Regions from separate parts of the Homo sapiens genome. Here all the other regions are linked to region 1. A link is a contact called in ENCODE Hi-C or POLR2A ChIA-PET data. All regions are on one chromosome and are shown on one strand. Each heading gives the region's core, a stretch centred on a gene start or an enhancer-like site at or near the end of the contact. The rest is flanking DNA. Distances are from core to core; before and after follow the strand shown. Region 1 holds the start of KNL1 (kinetochore scaffold 1). Region 2 overlaps RTF1 (RTF1 homolog, Paf1/RNA polymerase II complex component). Region 3 holds the start of FSIP1 (fibrous sheath interacting protein 1). Region 4 holds the start of OIP5-AS1 (OIP5 antisense RNA 1). Region 5 holds the start of SRP14-DT (SRP14 divergent transcript).

What was found. A loop is a pair of places that touch in the nucleus more often than their neighbours do. ChIA-PET counts read pairs that join two places held with the same protein, here RNA polymerase II (POLR2A). Pooled maps may share reads with other maps.
Region 2: a pooled map shows a loop between it and region 1 (3-fold over the local background). The contact joins the enhancer-like site here to the promoter of KNL1 in region 1. A Hi-C loop is called at or near these places in 1 of 37 single-sample maps with no recorded cell type and 6 of 50 pooled maps. POLR2A ChIA-PET finds 5 or more read pairs at or near these places in 3 of 52 experiments (GM10248, IMR-90 and OCI-LY7).
Region 3: a loop to region 1 is called in a map of CD8-positive, alpha-beta T cell, with 18 times the contacts of the local background. The contact joins the promoter of FSIP1 here to the promoter of KNL1 in region 1. A Hi-C loop is called at or near these places in 2 of 168 maps with a recorded cell type or tissue (CD8-positive, alpha-beta T cell and naive thymus-derived CD4-positive, alpha-beta T cell) and 6 of 50 pooled maps.
Region 4: a pooled map shows a loop between it and region 1 (19-fold over the local background). The contact joins the promoter of OIP5-AS1 here to the promoter of KNL1 in region 1. A Hi-C loop is called at or near these places in 3 of 37 single-sample maps with no recorded cell type and 13 of 50 pooled maps. POLR2A ChIA-PET finds 5 or more read pairs at or near these places in 1 of 52 experiments (activated B cell).
Region 5: a loop to region 1 is called in a map of CD8-positive, alpha-beta T cell, with 11 times the contacts of the local background. The contact joins the promoter of SRP14-DT here to the promoter of KNL1 in region 1. A Hi-C loop is called at or near these places in 1 of 168 maps with a recorded cell type or tissue (CD8-positive, alpha-beta T cell) and 5 of 50 pooled maps. POLR2A ChIA-PET finds 5 or more read pairs at or near these places in 1 of 52 experiments (A673).

Annotation. Positions count from the first base shown.
Region 1 is chr15:40,592,730-40,595,607 of GRCh38, forward strand. It overlaps KNL1 (kinetochore scaffold 1), which reads left to right and starts at 1,520. Exons shown (of 26, transcript NM_144508.5): 1 at 1,520-1,663. TRS-GCT4-2 (tRNA-Ser (anticodon GCT) 4-2) reads right to left here and starts at 1,177; the gene lies at 1,096-1,177. RefSeq lists a silencer at 1,070-1,119 and enhancers at 1,240-1,459, 1,680-1,999.
Region 2 is chr15:41,428,239-41,431,116 of GRCh38, forward strand. The region is part of intron 1 of RTF1 (RTF1 homolog, Paf1/RNA polymerase II complex component); the gene reads left to right. Among named protein-coding and RNA genes, the nearest start is that of RTF1, 13 kb to the left of the region's middle. RefSeq lists an enhancer at 1,336-1,555. Within about 2 kb of position 1,358, at least 3 of the 41 ENCODE cell types and tissues checked have a DNase peak (open chromatin) inside an H3K27ac peak, as active enhancers do.
Region 3 is chr15:39,781,419-39,784,296 of GRCh38, forward strand. FSIP1 (fibrous sheath interacting protein 1) reads right to left here and starts at 1,423. Exons shown (of 12, transcript NM_152597.5): 1 at 1,210-1,423. It overlaps LOC105370941 (a long non-coding RNA gene), which reads left to right and starts at 1,488. Exons shown (of 1, transcript NR_135665.1): 1 at 1,488-2,878. RefSeq lists a silencer at 1,053-1,232 and an enhancer at 1,533-1,662.
Region 4 is chr15:41,281,069-41,283,946 of GRCh38, forward strand. It overlaps OIP5-AS1 (OIP5 antisense RNA 1), which reads left to right and starts at 1,629. Exons shown (of 5, transcript NR_152821.1): 1 at 1,629-1,650. It overlaps CHP1 (calcineurin like EF-hand protein 1), which reads left to right. Exons shown (of 7, transcript NM_007236.5): 7 at 1-819. RefSeq lists an enhancer at 1,817-2,558.
Region 5 is chr15:40,038,061-40,040,938 of GRCh38, forward strand. SRP14-DT (SRP14 divergent transcript) reads left to right here and starts at 1,251. Exons shown (of 3, transcript NR_040060.1): 1 at 1,251-1,388. It overlaps SRP14 (signal recognition particle 14), which reads right to left and starts at 1,121. Exons shown (of 5, transcript NM_003134.6): 1 at 1,033-1,121; 2 at 816-888; 3 at 222-334. The coding sequence starts at 1,056. It overlaps LOC124903471 (a long non-coding RNA gene), which reads left to right. Exons shown (of 2, transcript XR_007064596.1): 2 at 1-349. RefSeq lists enhancers at 139-1,084, 785-834, 855-1,034, 1,085-2,029 and a silencer at 1,115-1,324.

The DNA of each region.
Region 1 (2,878 bases), core at 270-2,769:
AACCCACTGAATTCTATCCATGGACCCCTTGGAAATGCGTGGAACCCAGCAGAAACCCTTCCTAGCAGCAGGGTAGAGAATGCATTGGAGAGCAAGGCTAAGGAAGGGTGACTCAATGTCCTGAGCCCAAGGAGGTATCAACATTCCCAACGGATTTGGATCTGTAACAGAAAGAAGCCACTGGAGCCAGCAGAGAATGGGGCCACTGCTTTCCATACTCAGTGCCCAAACCTTGCTGAAGCACCTGCCAGAGGCCGTGTTGTGGAGCATGGTGCAATGCAGACAGCCTTGTGGAGGAGACAATCTGTAAACCATGACTGCAAAAGATTGATAAATACTGATTATTAATCTACAGCACAGTGTAGGATTGATAAATACTAATTATTAATCTACAGCACAGATTAGAAGGGTGATTAAGCCAGCGTCTAGTAGATTTGGGTTACACTCTCCTTTCTTCAATTTAGAAGCTGTATAACCTCGGGCAAGCTAATCTTTCAGTCTCCTCATCTGTAAAATGGAGTAATAAAAATATTTGTCATGATCAAGGGTTATAGTGATGTAATTCATGTAAAACATGTGGTGCCTGTAGATAATAAATACCGGATAAAGTGTCTCATGGTAGCTTTTGAAGTGAAACCTGGTATCTCATAATCAGGACAGGTGTTAAAAACCCCAGAGTAACAGTCTACAATAATTGAAACTCCTCAGTTAGGAGCTGTGTTAAAGTTGGAACAGAGCAGCATTGGAACATATGGGATGGTAATAATTGTGGAATTCTATTCACTGTTGTTAACTCCATATAAAAAGAAATTAAATCCAGCATGATTTCTGATTCCTGGAAAGTCTCTTTCCCTCCCTTTTCTTTATCTGTGATGTCAGAACGTTCCAAATACTGTATTTCAACATTTCAGGCCTGAAACTGATGGTGCCAGATTAATTGAGTAATAAATAATAAGTATTCAAGTTTTTCCGCTCTGCAAATTTACTTTGGTTATTAAAAAATTTATTCTGCTCTGCAAATTTACTTTGGTTATTAAAAAATTTATTCTGCTCTGCAAATTTACTTTGGTTACAAGCAAAAGTAAGCCACCACATCGACGAGGATGGGATTCGAACCCACGCGTGCAGAGCACAATGGATTAGCAGTCCATCGCCTTAACCACTCGGCCACCTCGTCCCGGTAAGTTACTGTTTCCTGATTGCTATAGGGAGTAATATCAAGGGGCTGTGACGCAATGTTATGGAAGCCGCCATTTTGTACGGAAGCCAAAGTCCAATCACTTCCATAGCAAGCAATCGAAAGAAGATGGCCGCTCCCACGATTGTGGGGGAGGTCTCCACTGGGGAGGGGCAGAGGAAATTCGGTCGAAAAAGAGATAAAGCTGAAGGAAATAAAATTGGCACGGAGTCTGGGAAAGTAGTTTCCCTAAAGGAGTCTTAGAAATAGGGTTGGTCTGGAACCTAAGGGGCGGAGCCGACGCGTAGAGCCGCTTTGCGCGTGCGCATCACCTAGGCGGTTAGATTTGAATACTTCACTGAGGCGAGCCGGGCGTTGTGAGCGGACTGCTAGAGGCGGCTGTCTGTTTCCGCTCTAAGGAAACTCAGAGCGTGTGGACCCCAAACAAGTCTGCGCAAAATTTGTCGAGGAGGTTTGCCGCGGCAGGTAAAGAGAATGACTCTTTCGTTCTGGGCTTCAGGGAAGGCTTCGGGTTTTGTCTGGGCGCCCTGAAGTTCCTGCGGTGGGAGGTAGGGTACGCTCCCTCAGCCTGGCGGCCTCCGTTAGCGCCGGGCCGAGTAGACGCCCCTGCCCCGGGCCGGGCACACTGTGCCCTTTTTCCCCTCCTCGGCCTGTACGTTGTGCCGCCTCCCGCTTCCCTAACACTTCTCCGCCTGCACCTCGGCCCCTCCGGCCACCCGGCTCGGGTTGCTTGTCCGTCGCTCTCTTGGCGTCCTCTTCCGCCCCGCCCTGCCGTCCTCTGTCAGGGCTCGCGGACTCTTCTTGCACCCCTGCCGCTCTTCCCTAGGGACCTCTCGGCTGTTTGTATTTCTCACTTAAGCTTTTTTTGGCTCTAAATGAAGTGACAGCAATGAGTGATTTTAAAATTCTCAGCTCTTCGTGGTTTAAGGTGTCTGCTCGGAGTGCTGGCCGCACGTAACAGATTTTTCGTTTTCTGCAAGTATAATAACCTTAACAAATGAAGTCAATATTAGTACTGCGCAAATTAGTTTTTAAAAATCCTCTTCTGTTCATTATTCCTCAGGATTTAAGCCCTTATTCTTCACGTTTATTTAAATACTCAAGTTTGAGGGAGGAAAAAGTATTGCCGATTGGAATTTTACAGATAGGTTTAATAGGCATTAACAGATAAAGGATGTGGATGAAGACCAAAGCAGAAGCTTATTCCAGTCTAGATATTAAAATTGATGTTTTCACTTCCGTCGAATCCTGTAGATATTTATTGGGTTCCTTATCCTGTGATAGGGCCGGGGACAGATGATTCCCAAACCTAGAGGGGTTTACAAAGGGAAATAACTAATATACACAAATAACTAGAATACAAGACAGAATGTAAAAGATTATAGGACATTCTAAAGTGGTGTGGGAGCACGGAAAAGGGAGAGCTTATTTGATGCTTTTGGTGATGGATTTGTGGAGAAGACCGCATTTGAGGTGGACGTTGGTTGGAGAGATGATTTACAGATGGGAGTTAATATGTGGTAAAATTTTGGTAATTAAAGGTTAGGGTCAAAGCAGTATAATTCTTGACTTTGCGAATGGCTGGAAATCTTTACAAGATGATAAATACATGTAAATTGAATTAAAATGTTTGGAATGGTAGTATTAATGATGTGTTCGATGTTAAATAATAGACTGTAA
Region 2 (2,878 bases), core at 108-2,607, 840 kb after region 1:
ACTGCAATACTGATATCCCTTTTTTTTTTTTTTTTTTTTTTTTTTTTGAGATGGAGTCTCGCTTTGTTGCCCAGGCTGGAGTGCAATGACGTGATCTCAGCTCACTGCAAGCTCTGCCTCCTGGGTTCACACCATTCTCCCGCCTCAGCCTCCCGAGTAGCTGGGACTACAGGTGCCCGCCACTACACCCGGCTAATTTTTTTGTATTTTTAGTAGAGACGGGGTTTCACTGTGTTAGCCAGGATGGTCTCGATCTCCTGACCTTGTGATCCGCCCACCTCAGCCTCCCAAAGTGCTGGGATTACAAGTGTGAGCTACCGTGTCCGGCCCCCTACTCCTTTTTTTTTTTTTGAAGACAGGGTCTCACTCTGTTACCCAAGCTGAAGTGCAGTGACGTGGTCATGGATCACTCTAGCTTTGACCTCCTGGCTTCAAGTGATCCTCCCTCCTCTGCCTCTGGAGTAGCTGGGATCACAGGTGTGTGCCACCATGCCCAGCTAATTTATTTATTTATTTTGAGACAGAGTCTTGCTCTGTTGCCCAGGCTGGAGTGCAGTGGTGTGATCTCAGCTCACTGCAACCTCTCTGCCTCCTGGGCCCAACCAGTTCTCCCACAGCCTCCTGTGTAGCTGGGATTACAAGCATATGCCACCACATCTGCCTACTTTTTGTATTTTTAGTAGAGACGGGGTTTCGTCATGTTGGCCAGGCTGGTCTCAAACTCCTGACCTCAAGTAATCTGCCCATCTTGGCCTCCCAAAGTGCTGGGATTACAGGCGTGAGCCACCACTCCTGGCCACAGCGAATTGATTTTTAATTTTTTGTAGAGACAGGGTCTCCCTGTGTTGCCCATGCTGGTCTCAAATTCCTGGGCTCAAGGGATCCTTCCTCCTACCTTGGCCTCCCAAAGTACTGGGATTACAGGCCACCTGTAAGCCACCTGTGAGCCACCACGCCCAGCCAATATTCACTGTTTAAATCAACCAACAGTTTTGCTATGAAAGGGACACTAGGAAGTAACTTCTCGGATTTAAAGCTCTGCGAATTACTCTTTTTTCCTCGTCATCTCGTAGATCCTTCCACTTCTCTCTGTCCCTGTGGCTACTTGTTTAATGCGACTGCTGTGGGTTCCTTCTGAGTCCTCTCTGTACTTCCACCCTGGCCCCTCTAGTCTGTTCATCTACCAGTTGTAGTGCTCTTTTTTTTTTTTTCTCTCTCTCTCTCTTTCCAGGAGTGCTCTTTTAAAACCCTTGCTGGATTGGGTTACTCCCCTGCTTCAAACCATTTGATGGCTTCCCACTGCCTAACTTCCATGCTCCTCACCCTGTTTTATAAAGCTCAGAAAGATATGTTTTCTTCTTACCACTAACCCACCGCATTCAATTCTCCTGCTTGCCTGCTAAACTTTAGTCACAGTTTCTCTTTCAGTTCTTTGACTAAGCCAAGCTGTTATCAGCTTCAGGGCCTTAGCTGTTCCATCTGAAGGCCTCTGTCCAGAAAACTGTACCATCTTTTCCTCTCGTGAAGTTTCTAGTCTCAGCCTCAGTGCCTCAGAGAAGCCTCTCTAACCACCCTACTGCAGATAGCCCCTGCACTCATTTGATTCACTTCCTTCTTAACACTTACCATTAGATGGAATTCATTGTTTCTTTACTTGTTCATTGTTTGTCTCCCATACTTGATTTTAAATTCCATGAGGTCAAGGACCATGTATCTTTTCCTTATTTTTTCTTTGTTTTTAATTTAATTTAATTTATTTTATTTTTTCTTTTCTTTTTTTTTTTTTTGAGACAGAGTCTTGCTCTATTGCCCAGGCTGGAATGCAGTGGCACGATATCAGCTCACTGCCATCCCTACCTCCTGGGTTCACGCAGTTCTCCTGCCTCAGCTTCGTGAGTAGCTGGGATTACAGGTGCATGCCACCATGTCTGGCTAATTTTTTTTTTTTTTTTTTTTTTGAGACAGAGTCTCGCTGCCCCCTAGGCTGGAGTGCAGTGGCGCGATCTCGGCTCACTGCAACCTCTGGTTCACTACAACCTCCACCTCCCGGGTTCAAGCGATTCTCCAGCCTCAGCCTCCCAAATAGCTGGGACTACAGGCGCGTGGCACCACACCCAACTAATCTTTTGTATTTTTAGTAGAGACAGGGTGGGAAGACTTTTTTGTTGCATATTGGTCTATTCAGCTATTATGAGCCCTCAATAAGAATGTAAAGGACTGGCTGGGCATCGTGGCTCACACCTGTAATCCTAGCACTTTGGGAGGGTGAGGCAGGTAGATTGCCTGAGCTCAGAGGTTCAAGACCAGCCTGGGCAACATGATGAAACCCTGTCTCTACTAATAATACAAAATATTAGCTGGGCGTGGTGGTGCATGCCTGTAGTCCCAGCTACTTGGAAGGCTGAGGTGGGAGAATCGCTTGAACCTGGGAGGCAAAGGCTGCAGTGAGCCAAGATCATACCACTGCACTCTTGTCTAGGCGACAGACCAAGATTTCATCTCCAAAAACAAACAAAAAGAATATAAAGGACTGAGCTAAAAAGTAATCTTGCTGTGAGTTTTCCCAGTAACTTCCTATACAATCCTCAAGTTGTGGGAAGTGCATCTTGTATCTTTCACACTGTTAAGAGAGTCTTTGCTGTCTCCATACTATTGTGGGTTTTCTTTTCTTTTTTTTGTATTGAGACAGAGTCTTGCACTGTCGCCCGGGCTGGAGTGCAGTGGTGTGATCTCGGCTCACTGCAACCTCCACCTCCTAGGTTCAAGCGATTCTCCTTGCCTCAGACTCCCAAGTAGCTGGGATTACAGGCGCCTGCCACCATGCCCAGCTAATTTTTTTGTATTTTTAGTAGAGACGGGGTTTCATCATGTTGGCCAG
Region 3 (2,878 bases), core at 173-2,672, 810 kb before region 1:
AGTTAAACATATATTTACCATATGACTCCACAATCTCATTCATATTTACCCAAGAAATGAAAACATATTCACACACACAAAAAAAAACCTGTACATGAATATTTATACCAGCTTCATCAATAATAGCCAACAACTGGAAAGAACTCATCCAAATATGCCTCAAGTAGGAAATGGATAAATATACTACCGTAGATCCATACAATGGACTATTACTCAGCAACATAAAGGAACAACTGATACACAGAACATGAATGAATAGCAACTGCATGATGCTAAGCTGAAAGAAGCCTGATTCAAAAGGCCACAGGGTGTTTGCTTCCATCAATATGACATTCTGGAATAGGCAAAATTACAGGAACAAAAAACTAGGAAGTTGTTGCCAGGGATGGCGTTAGGGGAGGGATTAAATACAAAGAGCACTAGGGAATTTGGGGTTCATGATGAAACTTCCGTATGCTGATTGTGGTGGTTGGTAATTACATAACTGTATACATTTGTCAAAACTCACAGAACTGTAGATTAAATGGGTGAGGCTTACCATAAGTAAGTTATACCTCAATTTTAAGTTAATATATTTGTGCCAATCTTTCTTTAGTTATGCTCATACATCCATAAAATATATTAGAATTGCTGAGTCAAAGAACACTTATGTTTCAAATTTTGGTAGTTCGCCAAATTGTACTCCAAAAAGGCTGCACCAAATTACACTACTTCCCCTACACTGGGCTGGGGCCCATCTGGTTATGTCAAAGCTGTTTCATCTTCTCCAGTCTCATAGGTGTAAAAGGTATCTGTGAATTTGGTTTACATTTCTTCACGAGAAAAGTTGAGTCTCTAATCAATTGTTTGCTGTTTGCATCTTTTTATTTTTCCTGTGAAATGCCTATTTGCATCCTTTGCCGTTTACGGTCTAGTTTAAATGGCTGGTGATCAGTTCTAGATCTTGGTGGGAAGATCCAAATCTCGGGAAAGTAGAAGCCTTGGTTACAGGTCCTAATGTTAGGTGATTCCTGGAGAAATAGCCTCCGCGGAGGCAGAAGCCGCTGGGGCCCCGCCCCCAATGAGCCCGCCCCCGCCCTCTCATTGGCCCTGTCCGCTCTCCCTGACAGTCCATCTACATGCCAAGCGGCCCGACGCAGCTCCGCCCCGCCCACTCCTCGGCGCACCGCCCCGCGACCGAGCTCCGCCCTCATCTGCGCGGCCCCTCACCTTCCCGCCGGGCCTCCTCGAGGAACTGGCCGCCGTCAGTCAGGGCGCAGATGGCCGCAGAAGCGCGCCGCAGACACTCGCCGCGCCAGCCACTTACCCCCAGAGGAGAGGGGTCTCTCCCGCCACCTCAGCCTCTCTGGTAGTGGAAGAAGCCGCCGGTCCAGATCCCTCCTGCCTGTGGGACCGCTGTTTCCCTGGCAACCAGATGCGCGATGCTTCCGGTCTCGCGATAGCGGAAAGGGCTGTACCATCCGGAAATGGGACCGGGGCCGGCGGCTGTTGGAGCCCTGCGAGCTGGGACGGCCGGCGTGTGTCCTTCCGTCTTCGCTGCCGACGGTGGGGGTTGGGAGCGATTTTTCGTCTTTAGGTTGGATTCGGAACGCGGACGTCTGGATGCTTGTGTATCTCTGTCCCTCATATTGCTGTGATGCCTTACAGGTCAGTTATCCTCTCCGAGCACAGTTTCCTCCTCCGTAAAATGGGAACAATAATAATTCCCTTCTTACAAGACTTGTGCAGCTCAAAAAGACCATGTATGTGAAGCTCTAGTAAATTTGGGGTGCTATGGAAATTTTAAAAATATGAGTTTTGCACAGATTCGGCTACAGTCCAAAAAGAGTTATAATTGCTTTTTGCACCTTCTTTCATTTCGTAGTTTCTCTAATTCTCAGTGCACGAAAATTATTTCCCTACGTCCACAAACTGATTTTCCTCACCTCCATTGCCATCATTTCTCCTGCTTTCCAGTCTGAACAGCACATTACCGTTTACAGGGCATTTTCACATTCATGGCCCCTTTGTCCTCATTGTTTTAACTAGGTACGATGTGGTTTTTTTTCAGCGAAGCAAATAGTCGTAGGCTGAGTTGCCGAAAGAACACAGCTGCAGTCTAGGCGAGTGCTGGGTATAAAAACCTGGCTATAAATGCCATCCCTATGCTCCTGAATCCTGCATCTTATCACCAGCCCAGACTTCCCTGAACTCCAGACTCCTTTACCTAACTGCCTATTTGGCATATCCACTTAGATGTGTAAGCATCTCAAACTTAACACGGGAAAAAACAACTTCTCCAGAGTCCCCCACCCACTTTCTATCCATCTCAGCAAATGGTAATTTCAGCCTGCCATGCCTAGACCAAAAACCTTGGAGTCATCCTCAATTCTTCTTCCTCTCTCACTCTACAATCTATTTGTCCTATCAGCTCAACATTCAAAATATATTCAGAATCCAAACATTCGTCACAACTTCAGTGCTTCCATTCAGGTTCATACTGACATCATCTCTAAATGATAAGGCTTTCTGTTGGCTCTCTGACCTCCACTCCTACCTACTGCTTTCCCCTGGTAAACCTGGTTCCAGCCTCACTGTCCTCATTGTTAGTGTTTCTGTGCAGGGATTTCTTCCCAGCATTTCTCAGGGAATTTATGTGGCTTTCCAAATCTCAAAAGAAAAAAAGTTGCAAACTGAAGAAAATGGGAGAAAGTATCCTAATCCTCCTATGAGAATTAAAACTTAGCAGCCGACCTAGAGATGTTACTGAAGAAATTCACCAATGTCAAGTTGAAAACCAGCACAGGAAATGCTGAGTTCGAGGTTGAGGTGAACATTTTCAGGAACCAGGTCAGGAGCACTTGGGAGAGACATGGCCACAATCTCATCAGTCAGTCTT
Region 4 (2,878 bases), core at 379-2,878, 690 kb after region 1:
GGTTGGTCTTGAACTCCTGACCTCAGGTGATCCTCCTGCCTCGGCCTCCCAAAGTGCTGGGATTACAGGCATGAGCCACCGTGCTCAGCCGCAAAATTCTTTATGAATTTTACACTTGGCAAATGTTAATGACGGAAGCCATAGTCTGCTCCTAATACATGTCCAAAGCATTGACTGTTGTGTCATTAGCTGCCTGGTTACATTAGCTCCCTGGCTTCTTGTTTAGACCACTGCTAATCCCTTAAAAACAAGAGGTCTGGCACTAGTAGCACAACCTAAGGTGGCATTACAGATCTTTGAGCGAGCCACAGCAACTTTTCTGCCAAGTCAGCTTAGTTTAGACTTCAGTGAATCAGGCTATTGCTATCCTAATGTATGTCTCTATGAGTGTATTTAGCCACACATCTGCCCTTGGTTGACTTTCTGACTCATTGCTTGCTTGCTTGTTTCCTTGCTTTGGAAAACTATTGAAGATTGCTAAAAAATACCACTGCAAAGTGATGGAAAAGGGTGGAGAACAGGGGAGTAGCCAGGCTGGATGGCTCAAATATAAATGAATGAGGAATTCTTTATGAAGTATCAGTCAGATTTTATGATTAAGTGATGTAATATAGGAATTATGTAAAAGGGAAGAATGTCTGATACTGATCTATTAGAGAGGTACTTTAGAGGCTTCTTGATTGGCATAAAGTTCCTAAGGTTATAGATTTTCCCCCCTTTTGGCTGTATAGCAAAGTGTTTTAATCCACGGTTGTGCCTTATTGTTCCATTAAAATTGTATCTTCGATCCATCAATAAATACTTGTGGTTGAAACAAAATAACTTTTGTCCATTTTACAAGAATTTTATGTAACTTAGTCCCTTCAAGTTTGAAATCACAGTGTCTCCCTTACTCAAGTTTATGTCTGTACGGTCAGCTGCAGTCTACTCTGCTGCTGCCTGGATATATGAAGTGGAAACATTCATCGAGGGGCCAGCACTTTTGGCTTCGACATGGTTTTGTCAGCCGTGGCCACTTCCCATTCATTCCAGCTAAGACGCAATTTCTATTCTTGACTCCCTGACTCCTTAAATGTAGAAAAAGCCTAAAAATCCAGTATATGTCCATTCCTTAAATTGCCCACCTCCTCATTCATGTGCAGCCTCAGCGGTGACATACTCTGGTTTTACATGGCTTTTTCTTTGCATTTCTTTTTTGAGATGGAGTCTCACTCTTGCCCAGGCTGGAGTGTAATGGCACAGTCTTGGCTCACTGCAACCTCCGCCTCCCAGGTTCAAGCAATTCTCCTGCCTCAGCCTCCTGAGTAGCTGGGATTACAGGCACGTGCCACCACACCTGGCTAATTTTTGTATTTTTGGTAGAGATTGGGGTTTCACCATGTTGGCCAGGCTGGTCTTGAACTCCTGACCTCAGCTGATCCACCCGCCTCAGCCTCCCAAAGTGCTGGGATTACAGCCACCGTGCCAGGCCAGGAATCTGCATTTCTAAGAATCCACCCAGATGACAGCCCTCTTGGTGTTTGGCAAGCACAGTGGACCTACACTGCCTACGCTGGGCCTCGCTTGTCATAACCCCGAAGAGGAGCCACCCCACGTATACCCTCCCTGCTGTCACGTGTCCGTGTGAAGAGACCACCAAACAGGCTTTGTGTGAACAACAAGCCTGTTTATTTCACCTGGGTGCAGGTGGGATGAGTCGGAAAAGAGAGTTCAGCAAAGGGTGGTGGATTATCATTAGTTCTTACAGGTTTTGGGATAGGCGGTGGAGTTAGGAGCAATGTTTTGTGGGCAGGGGGTGGATCTCACAAAGTACATTCTCAAGGGTGGGGAGAATTACAAAGAACCTTCTTAAGGGTGGGGAGATTACAAAGTACATTGATCAGTTAGGGTGGGGCAGAAACAAATCACAATGGTGAATGTCATCAGTTAAGGCTATTTTCACTTCTTTGTGGATCTTCAGTTGCTTCAGGCCATCTGGATGTATACGTGCAGGTCACAGGGGATATGATGGCTTAGCTTGGGCTCAGAGGCCTGACACCTGCCCCTCTGGGAAATGATGCAGAAGAAAGGATGCCCTACAGTTGGGTGTAGCAAACAACAAAACTGCCAGTTACAGCAGGTTTCCTCTATGCAGGAGGGCCTTCAGAAAAGTGACGAATCCTTCTCTCCTGTATTGACCAAAGCTGTAAACAGCCGGACAACGTTTGGGCCCTTTAAGAGTCAAAGACAGAGACAAACTGGAAGCATTAAATTTTTTCCCTAGGTGTTGTGCTACCCCTGGATTAAAAGCCTGGGCGCGGTGGCTCATGCCTGTAATCCCAGCACTTCGGGAGACCGAGGCGGGTGGATCACCTGAGGTCAGGAGTTCGACACCAGTCTGGCCAACGTAGTGAAATCTCGTCTCTACTAAAAATACAAAAATTAGCTGGGTGTGGTGGCATGCGCCTGTAGTCCCAGCTACTTGAGGGGCTGAGGCAGGAGAATCGTTTAAACCCGGGAGGCGGAGGTTGCAGTGAGTCAAGATCGCGCCACTGCACTCCAGCTTGGGCGACAGTGAGAGACTCTGTCTCAAAAAACAAAACAAAACAAAAACCCTCGGGCCTGAGAATGAAATTATTAGTACTACAGTTTAACCTAACAGTGGCTTAAAATAGTCACGCGGCCTAGCCACACTATCTTACCACGTGGTACAGCTTCTACGGCGGAAATTTTACATTCTTAATAATTGAATTACAAAAGCATTTCTCCCTGTTACCTCAATTCTGGGACCCAATCCGGATCGAAAGAGTGGGGCGAGTGCTATTGATTGACGTGCATTCCAACCAACCTACGACGCAAGGAGAGCGCGCGCGAGCAAGACGATGCCCAATAAACACTC
Region 5 (2,878 bases), core at 1-2,500, 550 kb before region 1:
ATTTCCACAAGAGCTTTAGCAGAACTAACGACTGTCTGACCTCTACCTTCTTATTTTATTCTTGAGGTTTCCACTACTAAAGTATAGGAAGGTCCTGGTCTCAAAAATAGCCACACAGGGCAAAAGGGAAAAACAAATAAAAGCCTGGTTCAGAAACGCCCCATCCTCTGTTAAGTTCAAGTCTTTACATTTCAAAAGACAGCCTTAGAAATTAAGCTCACCACAGTGCTGATCTTCTTCTTCCCATCGGTAGCTCTTAACAGACACTTGTTGTCTGCGGGCTCAAAGCCCTCCACAGTACCCTTCTTTGGAATGGGTTTGGTTCGACCGTCATCTGAAGGAAAAAATGCATCCTGGTGAACACGGCCGCGTACGTGGCTGAGCGGCAGACAAACAGTTAAAACAGAGGAGTGGGGTAAGTGATGACCTAACCCAGCCCCGCTGCTCTAGTTTTGTTAAACACCTCATCTGCTATCACGGTCTGGCGAAACCCTGGAGAAACTATTATTTCCACGACGGAAACATGTAATATCGAAGCACGTTAAATTCCACTCAAAGTGGCGGCGTCTGGGATCCCTGACAAAGAGCCCTGGGCTGCTTGGGGCCCATTGTTACCAGAAGCAACCTAGGCGGCTCAGTGCTGGGGACTGAGCCAGCTACAATCCCTACTATTTTCCGGGCCCGAAGCCCCGAATGTGCTCAGTACAGGGTGGGGAAAGGTAGAGGAAGGCGGCGGTCCGCGGCAGACAGACTCCGGTGGCTCCCAGACACCGGGAACCCAGGGAGCATCGCCCGGCTCCCCTCCCGCTGCTTACACTTCTTCAAGGTGATATAGACGCTGCCCGACGTCCGGCACTTCTGGAAAAGTCTGGTCAGCTCCGTCAGGAACTGGAAAACAACAGGCCCAGCCCCGTTAGCCAGCCCCAAATCCTCGTCCTGCCGCGTCAAGGCCCTGGTCCTCCTGCAGGAGGCACAGGTCTCGAGTAACGCCTGAGCCGCCCCCTTCCCTCGGCCGGCCAGGCCTAGCCATACCTGCTCGCTCTCCAACAACACCATCGCGGCGACGCTGGCTCGACTCCCTCCGCTTAAGCCCCTAGCAGTGAGAGCCGGAAGTTCGGCCTAGGCTGGGCGGGACTTCCGCTACTAGACTTCCATTGTCTTCCACCAATCTCTTCTCTTCCACCAATCCCGGCCTGCGCCCTCCCCCCTCCCCGCCCGCCTAGCGCCCGCGCCCTGGGACGTCCGGGGGCCTGTGACCCGGAGGCGCTGGGGCTGTCCTGGGTCGTCACATGCGAGAAATCGTCTCACCCCAGCCAGTGTGACGGAGTGAGAGCAAAAGAAAGTTTTGATAGCAGCGTACGATTTATATTCAGCTGTATGCTGGGCAGGTAACCTAACAACTCAGTGACTCAGTTTCCTTATCCATAAAGTAAGGGTAATGATAGTATCTACCGCGCAGTGTGGTCGTGAAGCGTAAATGAAACTCAGATTAAATACGTAGAACAGTGCCTGGCACATAGAGCGTGTTCAGTAGGTATCAGCTATTGTTCTTTTCATTATTGTCATTATAAGTTCCTGTAGAGATCCTTTAAACTCTCCCTAAACGCTGACCTGCAGCTCTAGCCAGAAGGGCTGGGCCGGGCGTGGTGGCTCACGCCTGTAATCCCGGCACTTTGGGAGGCCGAGGCGGGTGGATCACGAGGTCAGGAGATTGAGACCATCCTGGCTAACACGGTGAAACGCTGTCTCTACTAAAAATACAAAAAAGTTAGCCGGGCGTGGTGGCGGGCACCTGTAATCCTAGCTACTCGGGAGGCTGAGGCAGGAGAATGGCGTGAACCCAGGAGGCAGAGCTTGCAGTGAGCTGAGATCGCGCCACTGCACTCCAGCCTGGAAGACAGAGCGAGACTCCGTCTCAAAAAAAAAAAAAAAAAAAAAAAAAATGAGGGGCTGGAGCCCAGTCTTTAGTTCTACCTCTGATTAGTCAGGAGAACTAGGTTGTAAGCCCTCTCTGCCACTAGCCAACTTGAACCCTGGGCCCTCTATAAAGTCAAGCATTCCACCACACAAGAGGTTTTCGCTGAGTGCCTCTCAGTCTGTGCCAGGCACGGTTGTAGAGGTTGGGGATGCAGCAGGATAAGAAAAGCTAAGTTCCTGGTTTCCTGGAAGTTGGGTTAAAGGGGCAGGGAGGAAATAAACAATGAAGCAAACAAGTAAGTAGTACAGCTTCAGATAATGAATTCCGTGAGACAGCCTAAGCAGGGCTGTATAATGAGAGTGGGAAGGGGACTGCCTGGGTTGGGGTCAGGGGAGTTCTCGTCGAAAAGGAGAACTTTGAGTTGAAAGCTGAAAGGACCAGCCATCCAAAGATCTAGGGACACAGTGTTTCAGACACAGGGAACGGCTAGAGCAAAACCTTCAAAGGGGAAACAAGTTGCCCTGTGTCTGTAAGACTGGCAGGTGCGGGTGGGGGTGAGGAGGGCTTGTGGAGCAAGGAGTAAAGGAGTATGGAGAGGTAGCTGGGGACCAGATTATGTAGGGCCCGTGACCATAGTAAGCCTGGATTTTGTTCTAGATACAAAGAGAAGACTCGTTAAGGAAGTTTTCAACAGAACACTGAAAATCTGATTTATATTTTTTAAAGATCCCCCTGTCTGTGTTGTGGAGAATGCACTGTAGAGAGACAGGGCAGGAAATGAGGAGCCCAGTTAGGAGATTCAAACTTAATGGCTTAAATATGTTCACTCTCTGATTTCACATTTTCTTCCAAATGGCCAGCGCCCGTTGCCCACTTCCTGCCCTAGGCTGATGACCTTGTGTAGCCAACCTGTATTGGCTTTTGGTTCTCCAGCATTTGAACCTGTTTGCAATCCCCTGT